Regions from separate parts of the Homo sapiens genome. Here all the other regions are linked to region 3. Evidence: read pairs that join two places in POLR2A ChIA-PET (ENCODE). Cell type or tissue: PC-3. All regions are shown on one strand. Region 1 has its middle 130 kb from the start of CDKN2B. Region 2 has its middle 190 kb from the start of DMRTA1. Region 3 has its middle 120 kb from the start of MTAP.

Region 1 (4,000 bases), 460 kb after region 3:
GAATATGAGTCATTAAAAAGAGCTTTAGAAAAGCAGGCAACATTTTCCAATACAGTGGCTTTAGGGGATCTTTGGAAAGTATCAGAAGTTCCGGAAGAAGTAAAGCATCTCATTAATAACTAACAATAGACACAGAATCAAAATCTGAATTGATGAAAAAAAGTAATATTTAAAATGTAATTTTTGAATGTTGAAAAGAGCCCATTTTTGTAGAGAATTGGATGAGGATTAACTTAGATATTTTCTTGAATGTGTATAAATATTACATATAAGAATACTTTCAAGTCTTAAATTGGCCCGGGGATCTCCAGCTTGCTGATAAAAACAAATCAAAGAAACTACCTTTAGGACTTCTTTTTCTTATTTTTGAAACATTAAAAAGTTGCAAGTGCCGGAATAATGGGGAAAAAGTCTTTATTCTATTATCCAGACAAAAAGCTGGTCAACATTTTAATGCTGTTTCTGCTGGCATTTTTCTCTACAAATACTTTCTATGTAGTTAAGATCATATGGTATATGTAATCTTGTTTCATTCATTTTCTTTCACTTTTGTTATTCCTTATTCAGTGATTGGAAAACTATGGTTTATAGGCCAAATCTGGACTACTGCTACACGTGGAACACAGCCACATGCATTCATTTACATATTGTGTATGACTGCTGTCTCTGTACCATAATAGAATTGAGGGCGGCTACAGAGCTTAAGTGACTCACAAAGCCTGAAATATTTGCTCTCTGGACCTTTATAGAAACAGTTTTCCAGTTTGTGAGATAGATTATTAGAGTCATATGAACACAATAGAATTTTACAAAAATATACCAAAAGTTTATACAGCCATTGATACTTTAACTAGCATTGTCTGATGAAACTGTTTTATTGCCTATAACAATATATATGGTAAATATATATGGTTATGCATATATAACCATATATATGTAATAGCCAGCTATATATATATATGTATAATTTTATATGTATACAGTTTTGGATTTTAATAGACATAGAATGTTAGTGTATCTCTTTTTTGCTTTAATATTTATTTCTTTGAGTAGCAGTTAGACAAAATGATTTTCCATTTTTTTAGTTCTTTAATTTTCTTTATCTTCAACTGCCTTCTTATGACGTTTGCCCCTTTTTAAATAGAGGGTTTTTTTAAAAATAAATTTGTAAGGGCTCTATATAGATGCGGAATACCAACTCTTATTGTTTTTACTTTGACTATATTTTCTCAGTTTTTTAATCCTTTAATTTGAGAGATTTTTTTGAAACTTGAAAGTTGTTTAATCAGTGTAAAATTTCCTCTGTGATTCCTTTCCAAGCTCCAATATATCATGCTGAGGAAGTATCTTATCATTTTTAATTTTTTAAAAATTTATAAGGATTGATATTTTATGAAAGGCCTCTTGAGTGTCTATTTTTAAAAACATACTTTGTTCTTAGAATAGTTTTGGACTTACAGAAAAATTGAGAAGATAGTACAAAGGGTTCTCATAAACTCCACAGTGATTTTTCCCTGTCATTAACATCATTCATTAGCATTTTGTCATTAGTATCTTTCATTAGTATTGTATGTTCGTTACAATCAATTAACTAAGATTGATGCATTGTCATTACCTAAAGTCCATATTTTATTAGAATTGTTTAAGTTTTTACCTAATATACTTTTTGTTCTGGTATCTTGTCCTAGATACCACCATTCAACCATTCATTTAGTTGTTATGTCTCCTTATGTTTTTCTTGGCTTGTTATATTTTCTCATAGTTTTTTGGTTTTTGATGACCTTGACAATTTTAAGGAGTATTGACTAGGCATTTTGTAAAACTCCTTTCTATTAGAATTGGTCACTGTGAGCAGTCCACATTTTAGGAATAGGAAGTTTTATTTCCCCATCTTGAGGGTGAAGTTGTTGCATAAACTTTTGGGGATTCTTCTGCATGGGAGATTTTTTCTACTTCTCCTTTTATTTATTTATTCAGTCATTTAGTATGAGCTCATAGATATTAATTTTATACTTTGGGTTATAATCTAATACTTTTTTATTATTTTGTTGCTTACATACTTCTAGATTTGGCCACTGGGAGCTCTTTCAGTTGACTTCCGTATTTCTTTGACATACCTTGGCAAATGTAGGATTTGTGTGTGTGTGTGTTTATTAGCACATTTTTCATTTCTGGCACTACAAGATCCTCCAGGCTCATCTTGTTTATTTCCTGTGCCAGTCCTAGGATTAGTCATTTCTACAATGTGCCCTGATTCCTTTAGTCAGTTTCCTTTTATTAGGAACCAATATCTGGACACTGGTTATGCTTATTTGTACAAGCATGTAGTTACTTCTGGGCCCTCTCAGCTTACAGAGCAAGGAACCATACTATGCTATGTGTGTGTATGCTAAGCTGTGTATACACACACAGAAAAAAATATATATATATATATGCACACACATATATTTCTATACATAGCCATCTGTATCAATTTTGAGCTAAACATGAGTGTTCATACTGGTGTCTCCAACTCTAATCCAGTATCACATGTATCATTTTAGCCTTATCCCCTTGTTTATCTGTACACTCCCATCCCAACAGTGATAATCCTGGCTCCTGCCATCTGTCAATTCCAGTATACAGGTATTGGAATATCAGAATTTTTAACTTGTACTCTAGTTATTTTAACCAAGAAATAACTTTGTTAACTAGAGTACAATGCTTATGTACTGTCAAACGAGATTCCACTCGTTTCCAAAGTTATTTAGGTTCCTCTCCTGATTTTTAACTCTTATTTCACTGCATTTTAATCCGGATTTATTTATTGTTCCTGGTTGTCAGTCCTGAAACTAAAGTGGTAATAAAGGAAACAGGTGGTATACGTGAGAGGCTTTCAAATTCCTTGAGGTCATAAAATATATATGTATGTGCATATATTTAAAATAAAGCCTTGAACAGGCAGAAAAACTGATATTGCATTGTAGATAACAAATGGCATAAAACACTTATGTAGAATTAGTCCCATCAAAATATGTAAAGAAGTAAGGTTCGATAAAAGTTGTGGGCATTATAATAAAATATTTCTCTCCCTTTATATTCACTCCTTACCTGTTCTCAGTAAAATAAGTTCAACTCTGTACAATTAATTTTCTGCCATGTCTACTGCTTGTACTTGGGAACAAATGCTATATTATAATATAAAGATATGTGTGGAACTTGGTTTCAAAAGTCAGGTAATGCAAATATCAAAAAACAGGTGATCTCTCAAACACCTTATGATAAGTCAGTCAGATAAAGTGCTCTGCAGAACTCCAGCCAACAAACAGGTTGATTATCAGTGAAGTATCTCATATTTTCAGGTAGTCCTCACACTAAGAAAGCTAATGAAAAAGAGTTTGAGCTCACATAATCATGAGAAAGTACATTTCAAACCACCTTCCCAAATTTCCTGCTGCAGTTTCTTCTCTTTTTACTCATTATTTTTCTTTTTACCTCAGTTTACTTTCTGGTTTTCTTGGCTGAGTGCCTTTTTAACTGCTTTGAAGTAAGATGCTATCTTCTTTATCAGGTTTGCAAACTATTTATTGAATTTAGCAATTAAAATTGTCGCTGTGGTTGAACTGGAAAATGTCCTTTTGGTACTTGAATTTACTGAATATAATGACTGAAAAAGCATTTCAAACAAACAAATCAACAAACAAAAAATCTCAATTAGTTTGTTGCATAGACACAATAGTAACTCACAGCACTGGCATATTATTTTTGATTCACAAAACACATATAGAGCCTGGCATCTATTAGACATGGAAGCCACTTATTAAGTATTTATTTAATCAATGAATGCATCAAAGGATTAGTAATATCAACTTCAACACAATCCTGTAGTATATGTAATATTCTTCCTCTTCCCTACCTTTAACAATGAGGAATTTGAGCTCAGAAGGATTAAGTGAATTACTTGAAGTTATATTATTAATTAAACTACTGAAGCCAGAACACGAATCTAGAACTTAATCAT
Region 2 (4,000 bases), 580 kb after region 3:
AGATTAATGGATTTTTTTTTTTAATTCAACTTGCTACTCTGTGTCTTTTAAGTCAGGTGTTTAGGCCATTTACATTCAAGGTTAATATTGGTATGTGAGGTTTTGATCTTATTATGAAGTTGTTACCTGGTTGCTTTATAGGGTCACATATTGTGTGATCATTTTATAGGGTTTGCAGAATATGTATTTATGTGTATTTTTGTGGTAGCAGATATTGTTATTTCATTTCCATATTTAGACTTCTCTTAAAAATCTCTTGTATTGCTGGTGTAGTGCTAATGAATTCCCTTAGTCCTTGCTTGTCTGGAAAATATCTTATTTCTCCTTCTCTTACGAAGCTTAGTTAGGCAGAATGTGAAATTCTTAGATGGAATTATTTTTTCTTTAAGAATGCTGAAAACAGGCCCCCAATGTTTCCTGGCTTGTAATGTTTCTGCTGAGAAGTCTGCTGTTAGCCCAACAGGGTTCCCTTTGTGCATGATCTTCCCTTTTTCTCTAGCTGCCTTTAAGATTTTTTCTTCAGTGTTGATCTTGGACAGACTGGTGGCTGTATGCCTTGGTGATGTTGATTTTGCATAGTATCTTACAGATGTTCTATCAGTTTCTTGTATCTGGATTTTTACCTGTCTAGCAAGGTTAAGAAAGTTTCTTGAATTATTCCCTCAAATATATTTCCTATTATTGAATGCCAAATAATTTGTATGTTTGTTTGCTTTGAATGATTACATATTTCTCAAGTACTTTGTTCATTTTTTAAAAATTCTTCTTTTTTTAATTCTTGTCTCACTGTGTCAGCTCAGAAAAACAGTCTTCAAGCTCTAAATTTTTTTTCTTCTGCTTGATACAGTCTGTTGATACCGCTTTCAGTTGTATTTTGAAGTTTCTTAGGTGAGTTTTTCAATTCCAGAATCTCTAATTGACTTCTTTATCTCTTCCTTCATTTTCTAGATTGCTTTATAAATTTCTTTGTGTTGATTTTCAACGTTGTCTTGGATCTCATTAACCTTCCTTGCAATCCATGCTTTGACTTCTTTATGTGTCATTTCTGAATTTCCATTTTGGTTAGGGACCATTGCTGGAGAGCTGATGTGGTCTTTTTGTGGTGTCACTCCTTTCATATTTTTCATGCTGGCAGAATTCTTATGCTGGTTCCTTCTCATATGGAGACACTAGCTCTTTAAATTTTTGTAATATTTTTGTGTGGGTAGAGTTTTTTCTTCTTCTTGCTTTCTCTATAATGTTAATATTATTATAATTTTTATTCTTTCCTTTTCCCTTTTCCCTCCATTTTGGGGGGATGTGACTGTAGAGAATGTTGGATAGGGTCTTCTGGCTTTGCTTTCATAGCCTTATTCATTTACTTTGGCTGATTTTATATTGGGCTGTGGAGTTCAACCTACAAGCTATTGATGGCATTTACAGGTAAGAGCTGGCTGTGGCCAACGTGTCTGGGTATATACTTGATTCTTATTTACTGGCAGAAACTCCCTATTGCCTAAGACAATAGGCTGATTCATGGCGTGTACAGTGGTCTGAGCTCCCTGACCAGCCCCAGAGCAGCAAAGACCATAAAGGGTCAGGGGATGACTGGGCAGGTCCACCTATTGGTCTCCTGATGGCAGGCGAAGGCACCAGCACCAAGGGAGAGTCCTGTGAGCAGCCACCAAATACTCACAGGTGTGCCTAGGGATGGAGCTGGAACAGTGCTTCAGCTCCAGGTTCTCTGCACAAAATTGGAGGATGGCCTAAGCTTCTAATCCAGAAGGGTAAGCACTCTAAGTGCCTGGAGCTCTGTATAGGCATGGAGCAGAGAGGATCCCCTGAACCAAGATCTCTGAACAGGAGGGTTGGGTGACAGACTGATTAACCAGGCATGCATGTGCTTTGAATTTCTGGAGATCTGTTTGGGCCTGAAGCAGAGAGGGACTTGCTGCACCATGATCTATGTCCAAGGAGGGTGGGGTGGCTCAGGCTGTTGAACCAGATGAGTGGTTGCTCCAAATGCCTGGCATTCTGCCTGGGTATGAAGCAGAGAGATTATCCCTGTACCAGGATCTCTGCACAGGAAGGGTGGGGCAGGTCAGGTTGCTGATCCAGATGAATGGTGCCCTGAATGCCTGGATATCTGCTTGTGCAGGTGCTCCTAATGCCTAGAGATCTGCCTGAGCATGTAGTAGAGAGGTGTGCCAGGATATCTGCACAGGAAAAGTGGGACAGCTTAGCCTGCTAATCCAGGTGAGCTGGTGCTCTGAACACCTGGAGATCTGTGAGGGTGGGGCACAGAGAAAGCCCTACTGTACCAAGATCTAGGTCCAGGAAGGGTGAGGCAGTTCAGGCTGCTGAACCAAGTAAATGAGTGCTTTAAATGCCTGGAGACAGATACCTGCCTGGGCATGGAGAAGAGAAAACTCCACTTCATTGCAGTCTATGTCCAGGAAGGGTAGGGTGGCTCAGTCTGCTGAACAAGTCAAACAGGTGCTCTGAATTCTTAAATATCTGCTTGGGTGTGGAGAAGACAGAGCCTCTCTGCAACATGATCTATTTCCAGGAAGGGTGGGGCAGCTCAAGCTGCTGGTCCAGGGAAGTGAATGCTCCAAATGCCTGGATTTCAGCCTAGGGGTGGAACAGAGAGGGCCCCCCAATGAGCTACAATCTCAGGAGAGCAGGGTAGGGAATCCAGCAATGGCACATATCAATCAGTTCCAGGTTGTCAAGCTGGCCCTGGCAGCAAATCTTGCCACTTAGGAGAAATTACAGCTGTAGCAGGTCTCCTCCTGCCCCAGGGTTGTGATAGGGGAAAAACACAATTTTTGCCTTACTGCTGAGGCATTTTCCAGAGTTCTGGCTGTGGAGGCCCTTACCACACTGAGAGCGGGTGCTCCCTGGCCTGAGACTAAAATGCCTGTGTAGCCACACTGCTGTGTCGACAAAGAATGGCTGACTTTGTACACATTCAGATTAAAAATGGCATCCTGCTCTCACTTCTGGGTCTGGACTGAGACCCTGGACTGAAAGTGTATGCAAGTTTTCATGGTATCTTTCTTTACAGCATCTCTAAGCCTCTCAGCCTCTTCCCAAGTTAGCTCCAGGGTGTGGGAGACACAAAGTGCTTTCCCTCAGCCTGGGTTGCTCAGATCCACAGTGGAAAGGTGAGTTCCAGAGGGAGGCTGTCTTCCTCTCTCACATGCTGGAGCTTAAGTCACTTTTATCAACTGAACACCACAGAGGCTGTTTGCTGGTGTTCTGCTCTCTGGGATCTGAATGAGAAGAAGTAAGTCATGTTCAAAGAATTGAGAGAAATTCTACATATCCTAAAGATAGAATGTAAGTTTGAAAGTAATGTGTGTGTGTGATAAGAATAAAGCTAGATATACAATTTTTCACATTAATTAGGCCTTTAGTGAACTATAGGTAAAGTGATCATCTGACAACTGTTATGTATTCATGGCCAGGCAGGAGATTCTCATCAGAATCCTTTTAAGGCAGAAGGATGCAACATTTTGAAGACAATTTTTTTCCAATTTTTTTTGTAGTAAAGTACACATAGCATAAAATTTACCATCTTAATCATTTTAAGTCTACAGTTTAGTGGTACTAAATACACCCACAGTGTTGTACAATAATTACTACCATCCATGTGATAACTCATCTTGTAAAACTGAAACTCTGTATCCATTAAAAATCACTCCCACTTCTACCCTACTCTGCTCAACTTGCTCACATAGGAGACTTAAGCCCTAGGAGAACTGTTGGTCCTGAACTCTGCAGGGTGGTATGACCCATCAGATAACTTGGTCTGACCTGAGCACCCCTTGGTCTTCTGGCCTGTCCTAGGAACAAAGTCTGACCATGCTTGCCTTCAAGGCAGCCTCAGAAGCCCTGGGGGCCTGCATCATAGCTTCTGCACTGATGGACTGTGCCTGAACAGTGAAGAACTTCAGCAGGGTGTCCCCCATGGCTATGCACCAGCCCACACACTTCTTCACCCCACTGCAGCTTC
Region 3 (4,000 bases):
ATCTTATGAAATTTAGATAAGAAAGTGATTTAATTTCCTGTCATCAGAAATCTAAGAAAATAGCAATCCATAAATGAACTCTTCATTAACATCTGGAAATTTTACATCTTCTCTCTATTTTTTAAGCCTATTTTAAAAGTTCCCTTTCGCATCAAGTTTTATCCAAATTTCATATAATTTAATTCACAAAATATAATTTTATTTTATTCTTAAATCTTCTACTAATGACCCTGTTATACTTCTTTGCAGCAAAAATATAAAAGAAATATAATTTTTTAATTTCCTAACAGGTTGTAAATGTTAAAAAATATTTCTTCTGTAATATTACAAGTATTAGTAGTAAGCATGTATTAATAATGTATCAAAATACATTCTATTATTGAATCATTTAATATAACTAATTAAAATATTAAAATATTGATAAGTATACATTAAATCTAAAAGAACAAAATTATCTCTTAACGGGTTTTGGTTTTTCCCTCATAGATCTGTATCTGAATGCTACTTATTGCTAGAATAAGTTAGAGTTTGATATTACTTCTATTCTTGTCATTTTAACTGAGGTAAACGCTAAAACAAACAAACAAAACCTTTATTTATGAATGAGAATGAAAACACTTTTTAATTACAGTTATGACGTTTAATTCTTGGACCTTTATACAACTTTTGTGCCAAAAATTACTGTCAATGCAAAAGTATTTTTAAAGATCTATCAGCGAAAAATTTGTTTAGCCCTTCTTCATTTTAGCAGAAGGCAAAGAATTAGAGCCCCCCTGTGATTTGTTACCCAGACATGAAACTCTCCCTCTTCCACGCCTACACCAGCTGAAGTGTTTTTCCCTCCAAGACAATGCTTCATATTAAGATTCCAGGTGGAGGAAAAGCATGGCTTCTTTGTAACTACAGACCGTTTTTTAGGAAAGAATTCACAGGATACGTGTGGCTGTGAAAACATCCTTAACATTATCCATGCCCTTAGAAAGTCTTTGTGAACCTCCATATAAGTACTTTTGTTGAGGACCACTGTCTTGCATCTGTGGCACTTGGTGACCTAAGAAGTATTAAAGAAAAAATAAATAGGAAGATGGGCTGTTTTCACTGCATGCCTACTGATGGTTTTTCTGTAACAGTTTGTGATTATTTCTTAAAACCTGACAAATAGATAAGAAACACAAGTCAGTGTGCTACACCAAGAAAGGCCTGGATTTAAGAATCCGAAAGCATGGTTTCAACTATTAGCTATATTCCTAATTGGCCTCTGGAAAACTTCACTACATTTCTCTGGGCCTCAGTTTTCTCATTTGAAGCCTGGGACAGTGTTTCCGAAAGCTAACTGAGATGATTTTAAGTGGTGTATGTCCAAACTTGACTTGATACACATTTCTTTTATTATTTATCAGGAAAAAATAGTCAATCTACTAAGTCCATGATCCTTGAATATAGTTTTTTAGAAGGTATCTAAAGGATATTTTAGTTTTTTAAAAAAATAATCTATTTAGAAAAAATATTAAATAACTAGATATGTTAAAATTCATGTGTAGGAATTAATGAAGTTTGTGAAAAACTAGAAGACTTACAATTTCCATGGTTCTGTCAAGATCTAGCATTATATAATTCTATAAAAAACATTTGGAAGGAAAAAAAAGAAAGGGAGAAAACAAGGAAGGAAGAGGGAGAGGAAGGGAGAAAGGACTTTAAGAAGGCTATGTATTTCTAGGTAGACTTGTAAAACCTCATAGTCATGGATGGCAAATAGCATCCCACGCAAGAAAGTTCAAAAGGCAAGTTCAGGCAAATTATTCATTTAAGCATTAATGAATAGATGTTTTAAAGGCAGAATACCAATTATGCGAATCAGCCTTTCTTAACTCTCTGAGCTTGAGCTAAAAATCTTCACGATGTCTATATAGCCAAGTGATGAGGAAATCTGAGTAATTACCCAGGAAAGGCAAGCAAATAAAACTTAACCACAAGGCTCAGAGGACTGAGTTACATGCCTACATAGGCTGTCTTTACTGATAGAATTATTCAGGTAATCTAATAACCCCCTTATCACATGGCCTATGTTGCCACAGCCAATTCCTAATGCCAGACTTTTAGTCAGGATAGCTTACGGAGAATAAATGTTCTGCAAATAGTGTAGGTTTTTCCAGGTTAGTAAAGAAATTCAACTTTTCAAAAAGGTTATCCACTACTCAGAGACAAAGAATAGACTGAATTAATGAGTATTCGTATAAGCAATTTCCTAAGCCTTATAGATTTAGAATATGTGTAAATGCATCCAGCTAGCAATATTAGGATATTTTTAGCTTCATTTTTTTAGTAATATATTAAGAGCAAACTCCAGCTTTCCTTCTTGTTCCTTCTTGTGTCCTAATCCTTAAGATCAATAAAACGAAAGTTGTTCAGTCAAATAAAAATATTTAGTGTGTACATGCACAGAGGCACACACACACATACATACACACATGAACACAGGTACACATAAACACCACCAAACAAAATTTATGTTAGAATTGCTTCAATTAAAGAATAAATCAATCCAAGAAGCGTATGAGAAACATTATCTCAGCTATGCCCTAAGCTAATTCCTTTTTTGTCCTCTTGTCTTATATTCTAACAAAGGAAAGTCACTCTATTTGGCCTAGTCTACAGTGTTTCTCAGGCTCTAAGTGCCTTTTCTCCAAATAACCATAGTAACTCTATATTTGTTGTTTTACTAAGCATTTTTCCACCCATTTTCTGTATTAAATATAACAGCCTTATGGGATAGGAACACCTAAAGAAGAACCGGACAGTTTCTCTGAGCATTTCCTTTTGCTAGAAAAGTTTAGAATAATAAGAAAGCAACACTAATAACAGCTGCCATTTATTAAACACTTATTACTACTGAGGAGTTTTTAAGCACAAAAATATTTCTTATTCCTCACAACATTGAAAAGAGATATTACTTTATTTTATAGATCAGTAAGATGCTCTGAGGTTGACATTCTCAGGGTTATACACACAGTAGTGGCAGAATTGGGGACTGAACCTAAATTGATATTTTCGTGAAACCAGAAGGACTTTCTTCTATTTCACCCCACTCCCTTACTAATGGTTCTCACTTAATGTTTGTTGAGTGAAACCTAATACTCAGACATGCTCTTTTCAAATGAGCTCAATAGCAGATGTCTGTTCAAATCCCTTAGGTAATTAGAAGTAGAAATGGTTGGAAATTTCCCAATTGACTATGAGTAATAGTGAGGCCATCTGGGTAATATATAAACCCATTCACACCAATTCTTCTCCAAATGCCCCAGAAGCATTATTACTTAGCAGAGCAGGCCAAAGAAGGTTAACCGGCTGCTTTAAAGGAAAGGTGGGGAAAGAGGAGCTTTGCTCTAACATGGTCAGGTCATTCTACTGCCAGTACCATCCTGGAAGGGTCTGGTTTCAACAGGTGTCAGTCCAGGGACTATTACAAAGAAGGAAACGGAAAAATAGGGCAGCACACACTTTTTAAAAAGTCTTTCCTTATTTATTCGTAAGTTGAAAGGAGAGAGTGATGGCAGAATGTGAGTGTAGTATATTAAGATATGAAATACAACAGCTGAATGAGTAGAGTGTTTTCACTGTTCTGGTAAGAATGAAATACATGGGTATATTCAAACTAAATGCTCTTATATATGCATTTCAAACTGGTATTGCTCAATATAAAGATATATGATGAAATGATAAAATTCATGCCAATAATTTAAATTAAAATCTTCTTTATTTAGAACATTAAATAGCAAATAAAACACCATAAGAAGCTGAAGAGGGTCTGTCAAAGGAAGACCACCAATCTACCACCAGGAGTCGATTTCAGTTCCCCTAAATATCCAAGCATGAGGGAATGCTGGCAATGTGAACGTTCAATGGTAAAGTATCTGAGGATTTTGCAGATGCAGGTTGTCAAACTCATCATTAATGGAAGTAATCAAGAGCTCTAAGCATCCTTTTTCTTTTCCATAAGTTC

Evidence for each region. Peaks named below come from ENCODE experiments on the same cell type or tissue, not always from the same donor. Only the 100,000 strongest peaks of a DNase experiment are listed, where the experiment ranks them.
Region 1: POLR2A ChIA-PET joins it to region 3 with 6 read pairs; 2 of 35 experiments call an interaction of 5 or more read pairs at or near these places.
Region 2: POLR2A ChIA-PET joins it to region 3 with 5 read pairs; 1 of 35 experiments calls an interaction of 5 or more read pairs at or near these places.

The regions. Positions count from the first base shown.
Region 1 is chr9:22,142,218-22,146,217 of GRCh38, forward strand. No RefSeq gene overlaps it. Among named protein-coding and RNA genes, the nearest start is that of CDKN2B, 130 kb to the left of the region's middle. In PC-3, no CTCF peak of the experiment used is centred here; a DNase peak (open chromatin) is centred at 2,204; H3K27ac peaks cover 1,828 bases.
Region 2 is chr9:22,255,085-22,259,084 of GRCh38, forward strand. No RefSeq gene overlaps it. Among named protein-coding and RNA genes, the nearest start is that of DMRTA1, 190 kb to the right of the region's middle. In PC-3, no CTCF peak of the experiment used is centred here; no DNase peak of the experiment used is centred here; H3K27ac peaks cover 260 bases.
Region 3 is chr9:21,679,903-21,683,902 of GRCh38, forward strand. No RefSeq gene overlaps it. Among named protein-coding and RNA genes, the nearest start is that of MTAP, 120 kb to the right of the region's middle. In PC-3, no CTCF peak of the experiment used is centred here; a DNase peak (open chromatin) is centred at 1,889; H3K4me3 peaks cover 358 bases; H3K27ac peaks cover 3,759 bases.